Regions from separate parts of the Mus musculus genome. Here region 2 is linked to region 1. The links are chromatin loops, found by intact Hi-C in ENCODE. Cell type or tissue: gastrocnemius. All regions are shown on one strand. Links, peaks and the distances in the headings refer to the core of each region. The heading gives the core; the rest is flanking DNA. Region 1 overlaps Pard3b (par-3 family cell polarity regulator beta). Region 2 has its middle 81 kb from the start of 9530026F06Rik.

The links. Peaks named below come from ENCODE experiments on the same cell type or tissue, not always from the same donor. Only the 100,000 strongest peaks of a DNase experiment are listed, where the experiment ranks them.
Region 2: it touches region 1 in a loop (10-fold over the local background); 13 of 42 quality-filtered maps call a loop at or near these places.

The regions. Positions count from the first base shown.
Region 1 is chr1:61,767,280-61,775,621 of GRCm38, forward strand. Pard3b (par-3 family cell polarity regulator beta) reads left to right here. Exons shown (of 23, transcript NM_001081050.2): 2 at 669-770. Pard3bos1 (a long non-coding RNA gene) reads right to left here. Exons shown (of 4, transcript XR_373443.3): 4 at 4,675-4,807. Among named protein-coding and RNA genes, the nearest start is that of Pard3bos1, 94 kb to the right of the region's middle. In gastrocnemius, for the core only: a CTCF peak has its summit at 4,159 (motif pointing left); a DNase peak (open chromatin) is centred at 4,145.
Region 2 is chr1:61,293,713-61,302,054 of GRCm38, forward strand. No RefSeq gene overlaps it. Among named protein-coding and RNA genes, the nearest start is that of 9530026F06Rik, 81 kb to the right of the region's middle. In gastrocnemius, for the core only: a CTCF peak has its summit at 4,457 (motif pointing right); DNase peaks (open chromatin) are centred at 3,310, 4,472 and 7,543; H3K27ac peaks cover 798 bases.

The DNA.
Region 1 (8,342 bases), core at 91-8,090:
TTGAAAGGTGCTTTTCAGGTTGGTAGTTCATTTTCTGCATAGTAATTTAATTTCAGAAAAATTTATTAGATGGGTAGACCTCAAGTTAAACAGGATAAAAGTGGCAGTTATTTATACATAAGACCTTTGTTTTGTGTTAAAAGTTTTATTGGTGTTCCAACTTGACACAACTCTAGATATATGTGAGAAGAGGGACTTTGATAGAGAAAAATATCTCTATAAGATTGGCCTGTAGGAAGGCCAGTAGTACTTTTTCTTGATTATTTATTACTGTAGGAGGGCCGAGCTCACTAAGGGCACCTTCCTCTGGGGCAGGTAGTTCTGAGTGCCATAAGAAGCAAGCTATGGCCGAGCAAGCTCTGGGGAGCAAGCCAGTAAGCAGCACTGCTTCACAGTGTCCGACTTCAGGTCCGGCTTCCAGACTTCAGTCCTGTTGAGTGTCTGCTTTGACTTCCATCAGTGACTAATTGTGGCTTGAGAGTTGTAAGACAAACTAAACCTTTGACTCCTCACTTTAGTTTTGGATATGGTATTTTCTCACAGCAATAGGAACCATAGCTATAACAATCAATATACCGTATCTTTATTGAGATTAATCATCTCTGTTAAAATGTGTCTTACTTTGGTAGAAATAGATTGAGTCATCAGATTTGCTTGTTCCACCACAGGATCCTGGATACTGGGTGAAGATTCATCACTTAGAATACACAGATGGAGGAATCCTGGATCCGGATGATGTCTTAGCAGATGTTGTTGAAGACAAAGATAAGGTAGATGACTCTGAATACTTTCTTCATTTTCCTATACCAAGCAGCATATTTTCAAGCCATTCAATTTCTTAACAAACTCATATGTCAGTTATTATTAAAAGATACCATCTGTTTTGGTTTCACCTGGACAGCTCATAAATCAAAGTTCTTCATCAGATGTTTGCCTGAAGTTTGTCGAAGTTTGGGAACTTTTTTTGTGGTGGCCTAATTAGCAGACTCTTCATTCTCAAGAGCTCCCAATACATCTCAATAAATTAGTGTCAGCTACAGAGGCTGTTGGAGCCACTGCTGCTGTTGGAGTTTATTCCAGACAGTTGCTAAATATTCATCTTAATGCCTGAGGTTGGAACGTGTTTTGTGTTTTATACTGGATAATATAGTAGGGTATGGATGACTCCCAAAGAGCCACAGAGTAGATTTTTCTCAAAGTAGATGGCACACTGTATCCTGTGTATGTCTTTCTTTCATGTTAATCCTCACCCTGAAACAAAAGAAAAGCATTGCACTGAGTATGTTGAATATTTAGGAAATTTTAAAACTGTTCTTTTAATTATTTGGGAATAATTCATCACAAATGTAGCATTTTAATGGAATTTTGCTTCTTATTACTTTGATGAGGTATAAAAGGAAAGTATCCCATGGCAATATCCTAGATTATTGTCATTGAAACACACTGTTTAATATGAGCTGTGTTGTCCTTAGAAACAGAACTGCTTCCAAGATTTCTTCTCTATAACATTAGCACTGTTTATTTTTATTTGTAGCATGTCTCTCTCTCTCTCTCTCTCTCTCTCTCTCTCTCTCTCTCTCTCTTTCTCTCTCTCTGTGTGTGTGTGTGTGTGTGTGTGTGTGTGTGTGTGTTACGTTAATATTTGCAAACATAGTCTTCTATTTTATATTTCTTTTGACACTTGGCTTGACTTACTTCATATGGTAGTCAGCCACACAGTAAGCAAATTGTGTTTCTAAGTAGATTGCCAACTCCTAGAAGGCAGGGGCTGAAGATCCTTTCCTCCTCTGTATTTCTTATGTTAAGATATCTGGTAAGGCATTTAATGACCGTTCTTTTGTTGTGGTTTCATTTTAGCTACTTAGATTGACCATGAAATCAAGAACTTCCCTCACCTGAGCCTCCAGAGTGCTGAGTTTGCAGCCTGAGCTACCGTGCATAGCTACAGAGTGTTTCATGATTTCCCCCTTATAACACCAAATGATGGCCATTCATTTGCCTTTTCCCAGTTCACTTTCTGCTTCTTCCCTGGGAACACCTTCCTTTTTTGAGATAGTTGAGATATTTGGCTTGATTTTTAATAATGAAGGCCGCCTGCATCTCAAATTCCACTGCCAGTGTGTTCATACAAAAAGCAAGAAAATGCTACATTAAAGAAAGGGCAGAAGATACCGGCTCATCCTGGCCTTATTTCAAATCCCATTTCAGGAAGGGAAATTCTGTTAACAATATCTGAGGAGATCTGTCTGATGCAGCACTTTCCTCTGATGCATTCTTTCAACTGTTTCCTCAAGGCCTTTTCAAAATGTAGCTTGTATCTTAGACACAGAAACAGCGTTATTATGTGTGTCTTTTTGAAATGGGACTTAACACCACTATTAAATACGGAGACAAGGACACAGTCAGCTAAGAGCCTAGCAGAGGATCCATATATGTTAGCTACAGCTACAGCTTTCCTCTTAGTGCACATTCATGGCTCTCCATGATGCCTGCCATTGTGCTACACAATCGATAAGGATTTGCACTTTTCGTGTTGCCTGAAGAAGAATCACTCAATTTTCTTCTTTTTGTTAAAAAAGGAAAAAAATAATCAGTGAAAAAGAGAGCTTTCTTATATTTCCTGGAAGCAGAGCCCACCAAACTTGTTTCTCTTACTTTTAGTCAATTCACAGTAAGTAGTAATTTCAACTGATGGTTTGTGGACCTCCTGTTGGATATCAAACCTGCTCAAGAAGGCTGGAGGCACAGTTGGGCTTTTATGTGTAAATTACTTGGTGAATACTCATTCACAGATGGAATATGGACAGAGAGCAGGCACAGAGAAGATTGGCTGGGTGTGAAGACTCATGCTCAAGTCATAACACTTGCATTCCTGGGATGGACTACCTACAGGGGAACTGGCAATGAGGGCTGTAGATAGGCTGGACCAAGTAATGGAGAAGCCAAGATCCCAACAGCAATTACAGTCCCAAAGCGGTGTCAGCTGTGGTTGCTTTGCTTTCGGAAAATCAGTGCAGTTCAATAAAGGCTAGAAACTAGAGGTGGAATGATTTGATGTAAAATTGGAGAAAGATCTAATTCATTTACTTAGTTTGATAAAGAGATGACTTCTGAATCCCATGGTCTTGTTACTCAATAATAGACTCTTAAAACAGTAACTCACATTGTGAATTGTTGGCATGGTTAAAAAAGACAACTACAACATAAAACTATGTAAATATGAAAGTATATAATTTTTATGAAAATTGAATTCCTTCCATAACCATACATACATATGTATATATGCCCTAGCCCTAACCTCCAACCCTAACCCTAACTGTAATACATATATACACATATGTGTATATATATGTAATATATATACATACACACACACACACACACACACGTGTGTGTGTGTGTGTGTGTGTGTGTGTGTGTGTGGTGTGGTGTGTGAAGTATAGTATACCATCACAGAAAATTTCTTTATTTACAGCTAGGTTTTACAGATGGGAAGTGCTAAACTTGAAGGCAGGCCAGGAGCTCTTGACTTGCACAACTGGGCCTTGACCCTTGAATACCATGTGCTGTCTCATGTTCAAGTACTACACTATCAGCTCAGCTTTGTCTTTGTGTTTGGTATAAGTACTTGTTAGACTTTTGTCTGCCTTATCCTCAGGTTCAACAATTTATTTAACAGCAAAATGTTAGTTAGTGTAGTGTTAGTGTAGAAGAGTTATGTGTTTAGTGTCCCTTGCTGTCTTTTAATGATATAATACTATTATTATGATATTTTCATGTGCATGTCTTGATTTAAGTACTAAGTGTTTGAGATTAAGTACTGAAACACCAAAGAAACTAACTTAATGCATACTTTAATAGTTTCAAACAAATCTTATAAAATTTGTTTTAAAGTTATTTAATTGCTCAAAATAGTTTTATAAGGAGATACTTGATTAATATGACACAATATTTGGATTAAGATATTATTATTATGTGAGAAATGAAATGCCAGCAGGACTAAATTTAGAACAGGAACACACTGTCTGTTAACATACTCAGCATTCAGGGATCTTCACATATTCAAAGGGAGACTCTTGTGCACAGTGAATGAACTAGTGACCTAGTCAGACACACTGCCACTTGCTTTCTCAGAGCACTCTGTTGCCCTCTGGTGGATGGCACAGTCACTTAGAAGCCAGCTCAGAAAACAGTTTGAAATTTGACACTCCCCCAGTTAGAAAATGTCTTTTGTCTTTTTAGTATAGATCCCAGATCAGAGGTGGATAGTAAAGGGAGAGTTTACACATACATATCTCTGCTCTCTTAAGTTTTTCAAAAATGGCCAAGGACACTCTTTGCATTCATAAAACTTGTTTCTATTTTTGGCTTTCTCAACTTCCTTTTTACTGACTGAAAGGTTGATGGCTGATTGTACTAAGATATGTGTGACTTTAGTGTGTAACTAGACAATCCATGGTGTATGTTGTGTTTTGCTTGGGAAGTGTTGTTGCTACATTAATCCTTTTTAAAAGATACTGAATTATTATATATATTTTTTTACAATCCTGGGTTATTTTTGAACACTTAATTTATTAGTGATACTTCTACCTTAACATAAAATAATTGTTCTAAATCTATTATATTTTCTTAAATAATAATATAGTAAATTTAATTCTGGAACACTTACATTTTGAAGGGATCTTGAAGTTATGATGTGCCTAGAGGTTTAAACAGTGCTTCAGAAAGAAATATGGAAGCTTGTAGGGGAGGAGAGAAGTGCTTCTGCTTACAAGGCCCATGGCACGGGCCTCAAGATGACTTTCTGCTAGAGAGTAATAAAATTATAGAATTTTAGATCCAAAGTATACTAGTCTTATGGACTAACTTTAACATCTTCCTAAACAGGAAGTATCTGAACCAGGGAAGTCTCTTGGACTCCTGGACTTCATGACTGTGGCTGGTTTCTTTCCGGAGTCCATTTTAGCATTTCCTCTTTGGCATTCTGATCGAAGCTGCTGTTGAGGGCCGACTTCTGCCAGGGGCAAGCCCTATGTTCTCTTTTCTCTCCTGTCAATAGAATATCCTTCTTCTAGTCTTGAACTAATAAGTTTTTTCAAAGTCTTAATCATCTGAGCACAGTTTATTTTTAATTCTTTTTTCGTGTTTTTTATCCCCATCTTTGCATTTACAGAGATAACAATTTTAATAAATAAAAGTCCAGACTAAGGTTATGGCAACTGTTGGGAATGATCTTTGTTATTGGTTTTCTTACCTGAATGGCTTTCAGCAACGTAGCCCCTTTCTTTGTGTCATGGCTTTCTCATGGGTAATTGAAGCTAAAACAATGCAGTAATTTTATGTGATATTATATCATGTGTGATAAATAACCTAGCCACAGTGTGAAGCCACATGCTCAGGAGAATAACTGTTAGGTTCTAGTGTGTTACATTACATAGTAAATTTAGCTATCAAATATACTATCAAAGTAAAAAAGATTGGATTTGCATTATTTTAAATGTATTGCTTAAAGCATATCCCATCTAGGAATGTGGTTTTCAATCTGTATTTACAGATTTAGAATCTCTGGATTCAAACAGCTGTGAATCAGAAGTACCAAGAAAAGAATTCCAGAGAGCATCAACGACTTCACTTGTGTTTGCCCTGTGTCAGGGCTACACTGAATGTGTATGTAAGCACACCCCACCTCACAGGTCCTCAATCTCTCTTTAACATTTGTTCCACCATTGTTATCTGGAAGCCTAGGATGGTTGTCCCTGCTGTTGGGACACATTGGTTTTACCTCCCCTTGGCTTTAACACATGATCAATACAATAGCTGCATATGGAATAGTTATGCTCTGTTAGCTATGCTTAGTAATGTGCCCATGCTTTAAAATACATATATAAAGTACATATGACTCATATGCAACTTCTTGTCCTGTTAGGGATGTGGGCATCTATCCATAGAGGTTGGTGTCTGAAGGACATCCTGGGACCTGTCACTGTGGATGATAATAGGCATTTGTACTTGAATAAAGTACAAGTCTCATAGGTTCTGTTATGAGTCCCTGGAATACCCACTTCCCCCCAGCTGTCTGAAGCATGCTAAATGGCAACAGTAGTAAAGCTATGGTTTCTTTCTTACATGCACCTCCTACCTGTTCTATACTTCCAGTGTTTTACTTGTTTAGCATGCCTATTGGTCCTTGTGCCTGGTCTCTGATAATTTAGGACACATACTTACATATGTATATGTATATGTATATGTATATGTATATGTATATGTATATGATGTATATGATGTATATGTATCTATATATGCATATATATGTATACATATACATATATATATATATATGCACACATATACATACACATACATACATAATATTGGTTGATAGTTTTATCCATTGCTTGTTTCCAGTGCCTGTAACTGTGCCTAGCCCTTACTTAGAATTCAGATAATGTAGAAAAAATAAATGAACACTTTCCAATGTTAAATAATTTGATCATTCAGAATTTCAGTTTTCTCACTGGTAAAATGGGAGTGGTAAATAATCTTAGTGTCACAGGGAAAGATAGAAGTTGTGTGTGAAAATTCAATGAAAATATTAAAGCACTATACACATAATAAGGATATACTTGTACCACTTCCTTATTTTTTATCGATCTTTAAATATCCAGGTCAAACTATTTTTTAGCAGTCAATACTTTTAGATCACTTCAATCCCAAGTGGCTTTTTGAGCACTCTAACTTCATATACATAATTAATACTTTAATATAAGCATTAATATTTGACCCTTGGCATTTTGAAAATTTTAATGTAAGAAGGGGATGGTTTTTTAAAGATTATTTTTTAGCACCTTGACTTAGTATGGGTGGTGGTGTTGTTGTCGTCGATGATGATGATGATGTTTTTGTTTCTTTGATTGGATCTCAATATGTAGACCAGGTTTGCCTGTGAATTACTATATAGACTAGGCTGGTCTTGAACTCACAGAGAATCACTTGCCTCTGCTTCCTAAGTGCTGGGACCAAAGGTATTTGTACCACACCCTATTTATACTTTTGTTTTAATAAACATCTTTGGTTTTAGTCACTGATAAAGTTGAAACTAAAGTTGAGAGTTTCTATTTCGCTACCTTTCCTTTCTAGGAACCTATATTGCCCCTTAAATATTGCAGTAGGAAGCAGTGTGCAGGCATGTACCAAGCCCAGAGGAGCCCTCTGCATTAATACTTCTGTGACCTTACTATGGCAAAGATAAATGGTTTTGGGAGATAGTAACTACAGCTACCATAATCCTGATGATGGCCAAGTCAAATATGGACTCCCCAGTGCCTTCTACAGTTTACCTGGTTGGCATCTATAGCATGTCTATACGTGTACACGTGAATGAGACGCATGCAGGTGTCTAACCGCTGTGGTTCAGCTTTGCAGTGCTCAGGTCAGGGAAGCAAGAGTTCCCTCAAAGGACAAAAGGAATCATCAGGCTTGATGCTACTGCTCATGCAGCTGCTTCCTGTAGTACAGCAAAAACTAAATAAAAAATGTTTGCAAGAATGCAGATAGGACAAGGAAAAGATCCAGTCACACTTGAGATCACAATAATGCTTTATTTAGAGCCAAAAAGCAAGTCAGAGAAAAAGAGTCAAGGAACCTAGCCTCCTTCACCGTACAGTGTGCCCTTAGCCATACGTTGTCTTGCTGCTTACTGCTCTACAAATTTTCTCTGTCACATTAGTTTCTCTTGATGCCACCTCCATAAGTATATATCTATGCTGAGATTAAGGGTTAGTCAGTCTCTACAGAAACATGCATGTTATGTAAGTTACAAATTACAATTGCCCTATGCTGTTTTAAATTATATCAAATAGAATACTGCAGGGTTTACAAAACACCCTCTTTTAAAATACAAATACCTGCAGGGGTTAATTGGTAACCCATCAATTATGAATTAATTAGACTGTATTCCACTAATACCTAGCTGGATTTAACCTCGTCAGAGCTTGCAGAGGACTGGAAGTTGGTAGGATGGTTCTGTTTTTCTTGATATTCTAGCATTCCTCATTACAAACTTTCTCTCTTATAAGGTCAACTATCACTGCTCCAACTGCCCTGAACTAGGAGAATCCCAAATTAAATTAGCATTAACACTTAGGACTATGTTGAGCCAAATAAATCACTTTTGTTTTTAGCAGCACTAAGAAGTATTTATGGACGTTTCCTTGTAGACTGGAAGGGACCTGCCATGATGATGTGAGTAGATTAAGTCATTCAGGAACTTGAGAGACGCTTAGAAGGAAGGCTGCCTGTGTCAAAGGACCTCAGTGTCCTATCAAGGAGATACTCAGGAGGAG
Region 2 (8,342 bases), core at 157-8,156, 470 kb before region 1:
TCTGGACTCTCCGCTGTGGAGATATACTGAAAACACTTCAGTCCCTCATTTTCAATCTGTCCCTGGCCATCACAGCTCCTGCTCCCATCCCTCCTCCTAACCTCTGCCACCAGAAACTCTATAGAAAGCAGGCCTGACATCTGTGTGTTTGCAACACTTTCTAAAATCAAGCCCAATCTCTCTCCTTCTCTTCTCTCTATCTCTTCTTCATTCTCCCCTTCACTTGACAAGTATTAAAAAGCAGAAACCCCTCCTTTCCCCTCAGGTGATTAATGTATTTTGGTCCTCTGCAAGCACAAAGTACTGTTCCTTCAGGCAACAGGATTTGATAAAGAAATGAATCTTTGAGATTATTAATTCCCTGGGCTGAGATTTTGTTTAATAACTGTTCTGTCAGTGATAGATCTGAAGAGGTGTGTGTGTGTGTGTGTGTGTGTGTGTGTGTGTGTCTGTCAGAGAGAGACAGAGAGGCAGAGAAAGGCAGAGAGAGACAGAGAGACACACACACAGAGACAGACACACACATACACACATACACACAAACACACACACACACACACACAGAGAGAGAGAGAGAGAGAGAGAGAGAGAGAGAGAGAGAGAGAGAGAGAGATTTGCTCCATCTGAGAGATGTGGCAGGCAGGCTGGCATTGCAAATCCCATCTTTATTTGCAGCTGAGAAAGTGACAAATCACCGCTGTCCCCACCCCATTTCCATCTTCCCACCTGACTATCTGTACTATCTGATTAGGCCCCCGCCAGCCAATCACAGCACACAATTTGGGAAATATTTCCTTTCTAGCATTCTGGAGAACAATCCCTTGCTGAGGGAAAAAAATACATTATAAAATAAATGGAAAAGCATCAATCAGCTGGGGAAATGTGTTCTCCTTGTTGGGGGCAAGTGAATGTTTTTATTCAAATGGGACTGAAGACAGAGTAGTTTGCTTTTTTTCTTTCTAAGATACCTAAACAGAGCAGCAGAGGCTGTTACCTTTTCCCCTCGGATTGAGGTTTTATGAAGCCAGACATGCCACTGGGTAATTACCAGTGAGGCAGGGTGGTTGGTAAATACCTTGTCCCATTTTGGTGTGATTTGGATTGAAGTACAAAAGTGATTTATTGTTTACCAATAATCTCTACCCTCCCTTCTCGTGTCCCTCCAACAAATAAATGGACAAATTTCAGGAAGGCAGTCGTCCCCCCCACACACACACACACACTTTGGCATGTATTTATACTTATGTCTGCAGGCCTTACCTAGGGTTTGCAATGGCTGGCAAGTGTTTATACCAGAGACAAAGCACGCCTACTTTCTCAGTCCTCCTGTGTGGAAGAGAGCCCACTGAGAAGGAATTAGCTCTACCAATAATCAGATGTGCTCACTGAGGCCTTGAAACGGTGATCAGTCTACCCTCTCTTCAGCCCTGTTTCACAACGCATAGCCTTCTGCATAAACACACACACACACACAGAGAGAGAGAGACAGAGACAGAGACAGAGAGAAAGAGAGAGAAACACCCTTCACCGATCCTCAAAGATGAAGAAATAGACATGTTTGGGTGACTCATGGGTCCTCACACTCAATGCAAACCTAAATAACTCTCTGGATGAATGAGATGTGTCATTTCCAGGCTGTAAAAGTAATTCACAGCCTCACCTTTTCCTAATGGGGCCATGTGGCCTGGCGCTCTCATGTCAGCCAGCCACAGCTGCAGCCTGACAACACATGCAAAACCTATCATACCCTGTCCTGGAGGGCCTCACTCCCACCCCCACCCACCTCTGTCTTTTGACTGAGAGTAAAGAACCCTAGATGTTCTAGATGATATTGCCGCCCACTGCATTTGCTTCAACATGCCTCCATGAGATTTTTTTTTCTCATGAATTAATAGCAAAAATGCAACTATGTTATAATTCTGTTTTTTCTTCCTTCATTAAGGATGAGAAATTTCATATAAATTATGTAGTACATATTAACCCTGATTGGCCCCAGACAAAGTGCTGAGGAAATCTAGATTCATCAGCCAATGCTTTCTTCTCTCAGGACCTATCACCTTCCAGTCTGCTTCATCCTATGCCCAACCTCAAGCTCCCAAGTGAGCAGGCACTCGTGCGCACTCACACACACACACACACACACACACACACACACACACACACACACATACACACACACACACAACAGGGAGTCATTCTCAGAAACACTCTGTTCACTTGTCAGTCCAAATCCCGGCTTCCATCAGATGGCCCCTGGAGTGACCCCTCTGACCACACTCACATCCAGACACTGCTTAATTCCAACTCAGTCATATTTCATCCTTACATTTTCCAAATGCCAGACCAGTAGGCTTTCCATTTTAGGTCATCTGAAATCCATCCAGACAGTCCAGTGTTCTAGTTTTGGTGATTCTCGTGTTTGACACCTACCCTTCTCAGACTAAAAGAAATGTTTTTCTATTATCATCATCATCATCATCATTTGTTAGTTGTTGTTGTTGTTATTTGCACCTACTTCCTTTTCTTCTGGACACGCTCAGCATCACTAAAGGCAGACCTGAGTCTGCAGATACACCTGTGCACACACTTCATCCAAAAATATTTTCTCAGACGAAGCTAGTGCTGGGAAATATTAGCCACATGGAGAAAGGATTTCTAGTGACTTCTATGAGAGACCCTAGAAGAATAAATTTGGAAGTAGAAAGGAGTTTGAAATAAGCCCTCTCTCTCTCTCTCTCTCTCTCTCTCTCTCTCTCTCTCTCACACACACACACACACACACACACACATTCTGACCCTATTTCTGCCAAAAAGACATTAGCACTTGCAGTTCCGTGTCTTATTTTGAAGTCAGCTATCATTGACATGAGATCTTATGTGGGTTAGCATGGAGTGGATAATTACGGAGGCACTCACAGAGAGGCATCCCTCTAGAAAATACTGTTCAGAAGAGTCACACCACACTGGCTTCCCTGTACCCAGGTGTCTGCCCTGTGACCAACTCAGACTGTAGTTCGGGTCTACGGGGCTGTACTATCTCTGGGTTTCTGCCACTGACCGAGTCTCTCCCTCTCTCTTCGCATTCTGTTTTCAGTCTATTTGATCACATTCTCTGGTTCTTCCAATGCCTCTCCTCCTCTTTCTTTAATCTTGTCTTTGAAAAGCAGTCACATAGCCCAGTCCCTTCTTGCCAACACACACGGGAAAAATTAAATATTTGAAAAGCCTTCACTCGTGACATCCATCCAGAGAGTACCAATAAGCTGTCCAGGGCCACACCTCCATAAATGCAGCTGCTCTGGGGGCACCTATGCTTGGTAACCATCTCCCTGGCAACAGAGCTCCTGATGGCCAATGGGCATTGCCTTTGAAGCACTGAGGTTTTTGTTTCCAAAGCGTGTCTGCTGCTTCTACTTTGATTAATCAACATCACCTCTTTTGGTGTGTGTTTAAGTGAAATAATAGATGACTGCTTGGTTACAGCTGCATGGCAAAGGCTTTTCGGGAATCTTGAGAAGAAAAGGCAAAATAAAATAATAAAAATCGTAATGGATACTGTAGAAAGGCTTGAAAACCTCTTATTCATTGCTACTCACAGACCTGATTATTGGGTGAACTGTTCTCGCTCTCCACCCCACCGCCATCTCTCTCTCTCTCTCTCTCTCTCTCTCTCTCTCTCTCTCTCTCTCTCCTCGGTTGTTCTATTGATACACCCTATTCTCAGTCATCTCCCAGAGATTCTGAGAACCCAGCTTTTTTAGATCTTTGTACTCAGGAGACTATTTTGAACATCCCTTTGTTCTGCCTGTGAAGGTTAAAATGTTTGGGACAACGCCCTGCTCAGGTACAGGTTTCCCTTCCCCCACCTGCTCTCCACCATCCTTCCATCTGCTTTAGAAATTCTTAAGATTCTGTGACAGCAGGAAGCTGTTTGTGTTCTTCCCTTTACCTCATCTTGGGACTAGAATCCTTGGTGTTTATTTAATACCAGTCCAGGCCCTCTTCTACTCTTGGCGAAGACTCCTCAGACAGAGAGAAAACTAAATGCCTCATGCTCTAGTTTCAGAAAGACCATCAACTCCAAGTCCCTGGACACTCTTGGTAAAGTGAAAAAACTGAATAGAACCCAGTTCTGTCTTGAATTCATTCATACACAGTTTAACAGTAAATTTTTTATATCTAAACTAAATATATCTAGACTTCCATATCTAAACAACCAGTCACTGAACAACCATTCATTGTCTGGTGGGAAAAAATATGAAAGACGCCTGTTACTGGCTTGGCATGTTACTAACATGAAAGAAAGGTGTATTTTCTTATGCTTCATGCCTGTTCATTTTGACGACCTTTGACAGAATGCCTGACACTGACTTTTCCATTTGGCGCAAGGAAGATTTTTTTAACTAAGGAGCATCTACTAACAGGCAGGCCTTTCACAGAATACTAAAAGTCACCATTAGGTGGCAGAGTAGCACAATATGAAAAAAGCTATCTCCCAGGGGGACAACTCCAGGCCTCTGTTAATAGCTTGATTTTCCACTTACAGGCAAGAAAATGCCATGGAAACTTCTGTTTTCCTCTTTGAGAGAACAAGGAGGGAAAGAGATGGGGGAGGCACCAAGTCCCCGTCCACTGTGTGCTGTCTGCTGCCCCTTAGCCACATCTGGACGTTATAAATCATGCATTATTGTAGTCTAGCATTTTCTGATCTCAGCAACAGGCCCCTTCTAAGCAAAAGGGAGCCAGCATGTTCTGTTTAGCTTAAAAATGACTAAAATTGCAAGTGAAGGAAGGAGAGAAAATCACTCTAACAGCAGGGAAGACAGTGATGGGGTTTTCTTGCTGGTACTGGGTAAGCAACTTTGGAATGCATCAGTGGCTGGTTCCAGCCTCCAGTTATTCTTGCCCTGTGGCTGCTTCTGTTTGTGCCTATTTCTGCTCCACAGACACCAGAACATATCAGAATCTCACCCCAAAAACTCTCCAGTAGCTAATACCTCCATCCCCACTGTCATCCCTGTGTGTATTTATCACTTTTTAATCTGGATCATTGCTTGAAGTTCCCGGACCTTGCTCAGAAATGGTGCATCACTGCTGACTTTCAATAGATTTCACCTGTGGGCTCTAGAGCGGCCCTGTCATAGATCAAGGGAGTCTGATGCCTCAATCTGCCCACGTTCCTGCATTCCCAAGCTCATGGACTGCCATACAAAGTACCGTCAGACCATTTGCACAAGGACCTGTCTAATCTCATTAGATTTCTCATTTTCGGCATAATACTGTCATGGTGCCGTGCACCAGTGCCTCAGATTAGTGGCTTGTCAGAATGGTGCTCCACTAATGAGCTAATCCAAATAACGCTCAAATCCCAAATCAGATTTAAGATGATCCAGTCTGGGTGGAATTGGGGAGGGAGAAATGCTGGCCCCAAAGAACAAGCTTTCATTTTCTTTGTGTTGCTTTAAAATAAAATTGAGGGAGTGCTGTCAAACTCTTGATTTTTTTTCTCCTTTGCACGACATTAACCTCCATTGCCCAATTGGGAATAATAAATAGAAAAGAGTGCATCTGTATGGATGGTATAAATTTACCTTAGAGGACTAGAAACACACACACACACACACACACACACACACACACAAGCTTAATATATTCAGCAGATCTGTGTCCTTCACAGCTTCTAGTTTTTCTGATTTTCCCATGGGGTTGGCCCTAAGACCTTGCAGATTTTCAATATGATGTGTTTCAGTAGTGACCTTGGGATGTAGGGTTAGGTCAGAAAACATATTTTTAAGCTTATTTGTTTCCTTGTTTTCCCTCTGGGTAAAGTTGGGCTCCAGAAATCCCAAAATGCATAATAGCAAAGTTAAGGTCAAGACTTTAAACAAAGGAAACAGGGGAAACGGAACAGCACAGACCACATGCACAGTCTGTTTGGTTTCAGGTGTTCATGAAAACGAAGCTCTGGCTTCAAAACTGATGCTTAAAATGGTTTCTTTCTTTCTTTCTTTCTTTCTTTCTTTCTTAATAATAATAAAGTTTGAATGATGACCTACATTGAGCCAGCCAGCACGGGATAACAAAGCAGCCACCTGGCTTCTCCAAGGTGCACATCCCCTCAGATTCCAAAAGTGCTGCTGCTGGGTTTCTGTCTTGTTCATGTATGAAGCCCAAAGAACATGGCAGACCTGTTAAAGTCAGGTTCAGTCAAGCAGGGCAGCAACATGTCTTCATGTTTATGTGTGCAAGTGCCCTTGTTCATGTGTTTACGTATGCATACGTGTGGGGTACACATGGTGGAAATCAGAGAACAATGTCAAATGTTGCTCCTCACGTGTTATCTACCCTTTTGGACAGAGGGAGGGGATGAGGGCTTTCGATGGCCTGCAATTTTCCAAGTAGGCTAAGCAGGCTGGCTAGTGAGCCCCAGAAATCCTTCTTTCGATGCCTCTCCTGCACTGGGGTTACAAGTGCAAGCTTGTAACGGTTACTAGCCGTGGCGGGCTTTATTTAAAAAAAATATTTTTTTAAAGTGGGTTTTAAGGATTGAATGTGGGTCCTCAAAGGCACGTATTTGTCAAAATCCATCGATTACACACTTCAGATGAGCGGATTTCATTGCGTATAGATTACTCTTCAGTTACTAAACGTCTACATTCTCTTTTGGTTGGGTAAGCTTTTGTATTTGACAGCACCGGCATGAAAGAGAAGCGCGGCAGCCAGAGACAGCTGTTTTGTGTCTATTTTGCCTAAATCACTGCCGTTGAACTTGAAGAAAGTCAGCATGTCATCCTGGAAAGCCAGAGATACTTGGGCTAGACAATAGCACCATCTTGCAAGCGCTTTACTGACTGAGTCATCTTCCCAGCCTACCATTACAGTTTGACATACGAGCTGAGCCAATTTGTTGTGTAACCCTTATTGACCTTATTGACTTTGTGAAAGACACTCTGGAAAGCCCAAGGTAGTTGTTCCAGAAAACAATGCTGCTATATCCTTTCACACCTCCACAGCCTTGCTCCGATCCCTTGCCCAATGCACAGGCAACATGAATCTGCCTCTATCCACCTAACAGACTGTCAGGTTGCCTGCTCATTTGCTTTTAGCTAAGCACACTCAGGGCAACTAACCACCTCACTGGCTTCTCGGTGCTCTAACCAGATCTCAGTCACAATGAGTCTGTCTCCTCAGCTTCACTCAGAAATGAGGTGCAAATGGATGACCATTTTCCCTTACGAATGATGACAGGCACCCATGGCCTCACCCTAGAAAAAAAGCACCCCCTAATCCACCAGTCCCCCCCCTCCCTCCCCACCCCTCACCCTAGCCAATCTTTTAAAACCACCAGGAGAGAAAAAAAGAGGCCTGCCATTGCCTCCCTGCTGACTCTAATTACCCAGCCGGGAATTTTACAATCCTTCTCCCCTGCCCGCCCCCACCACTGTTCTAACAACTACAGAACAGTCAGTCTGTAGACTTTTTGGCCGGCTCTTTCTTTTGTATGCCCACTGCTGCCGAGTGGATTGGTCTCCTAATGAGTTCTGACACTAATGGAACTGTGAGACAGCGTGATTATGGAGGTCCTCCCCACATGCGGCTCAGACCTGGCAGGAAATGACCCGAGATTCTGCACCCTTCCACCCCGCAAAGAATTCTGTGGAAGCCATCTTCAGCGGCCAGCTGGATCGGCCCTGACCCCCACCCCTTGCTCCATTCAGTTTCTTCTTCCCTCCATCATCCCGCAGGTGGCTGAACATAAGATTTTATGGCCTGATGCTTGGTGGGTTAGTTGACAACGCTGGAGACCCTCTTTAATTCAGGAGGTCTATGGAGCATGGGGGGTGAGATTGGAAATGGGAACTGGGGCCCATAAAGAAAACCCAGATTTTCCCAACTCGCTTTTAAAAGTGATCCAAGGAGGGAAGGAACTAGGGAAGGGACGCTGTTTTCTATTAGATGCTTAACAACGTGTGTAAGTGGAGGTGATTGAAGAAAAAAACAACAACATGTGCTTCTGCAATCTCCCTGTTGTGTGCGATACAGGTGTAAGAGACTGGAGCTAACTATTGAACTGTGAGCTAATTATAGCAAGAAACAGCTGTTGTCCTCTAATGAGGATGAGGCTGCCGCAAGACGCTACTCTGCCCGGAAGCCTGTTGGAGAGCTTGCTTTAAGACTGCTTATCCGGTACAGCATAGTCCCCGCCACACACTCGGTTACTGGCCTGTTCGCACATCCAGTCCAGCAGGTGATAGGTAATTTTCACCTCACCCTGTCTGGAGAGAAGAGTATGTCCCCGTTTTATTAACCTCTATGCTCCTTTTCTCTTCAGTCCTCAGCAG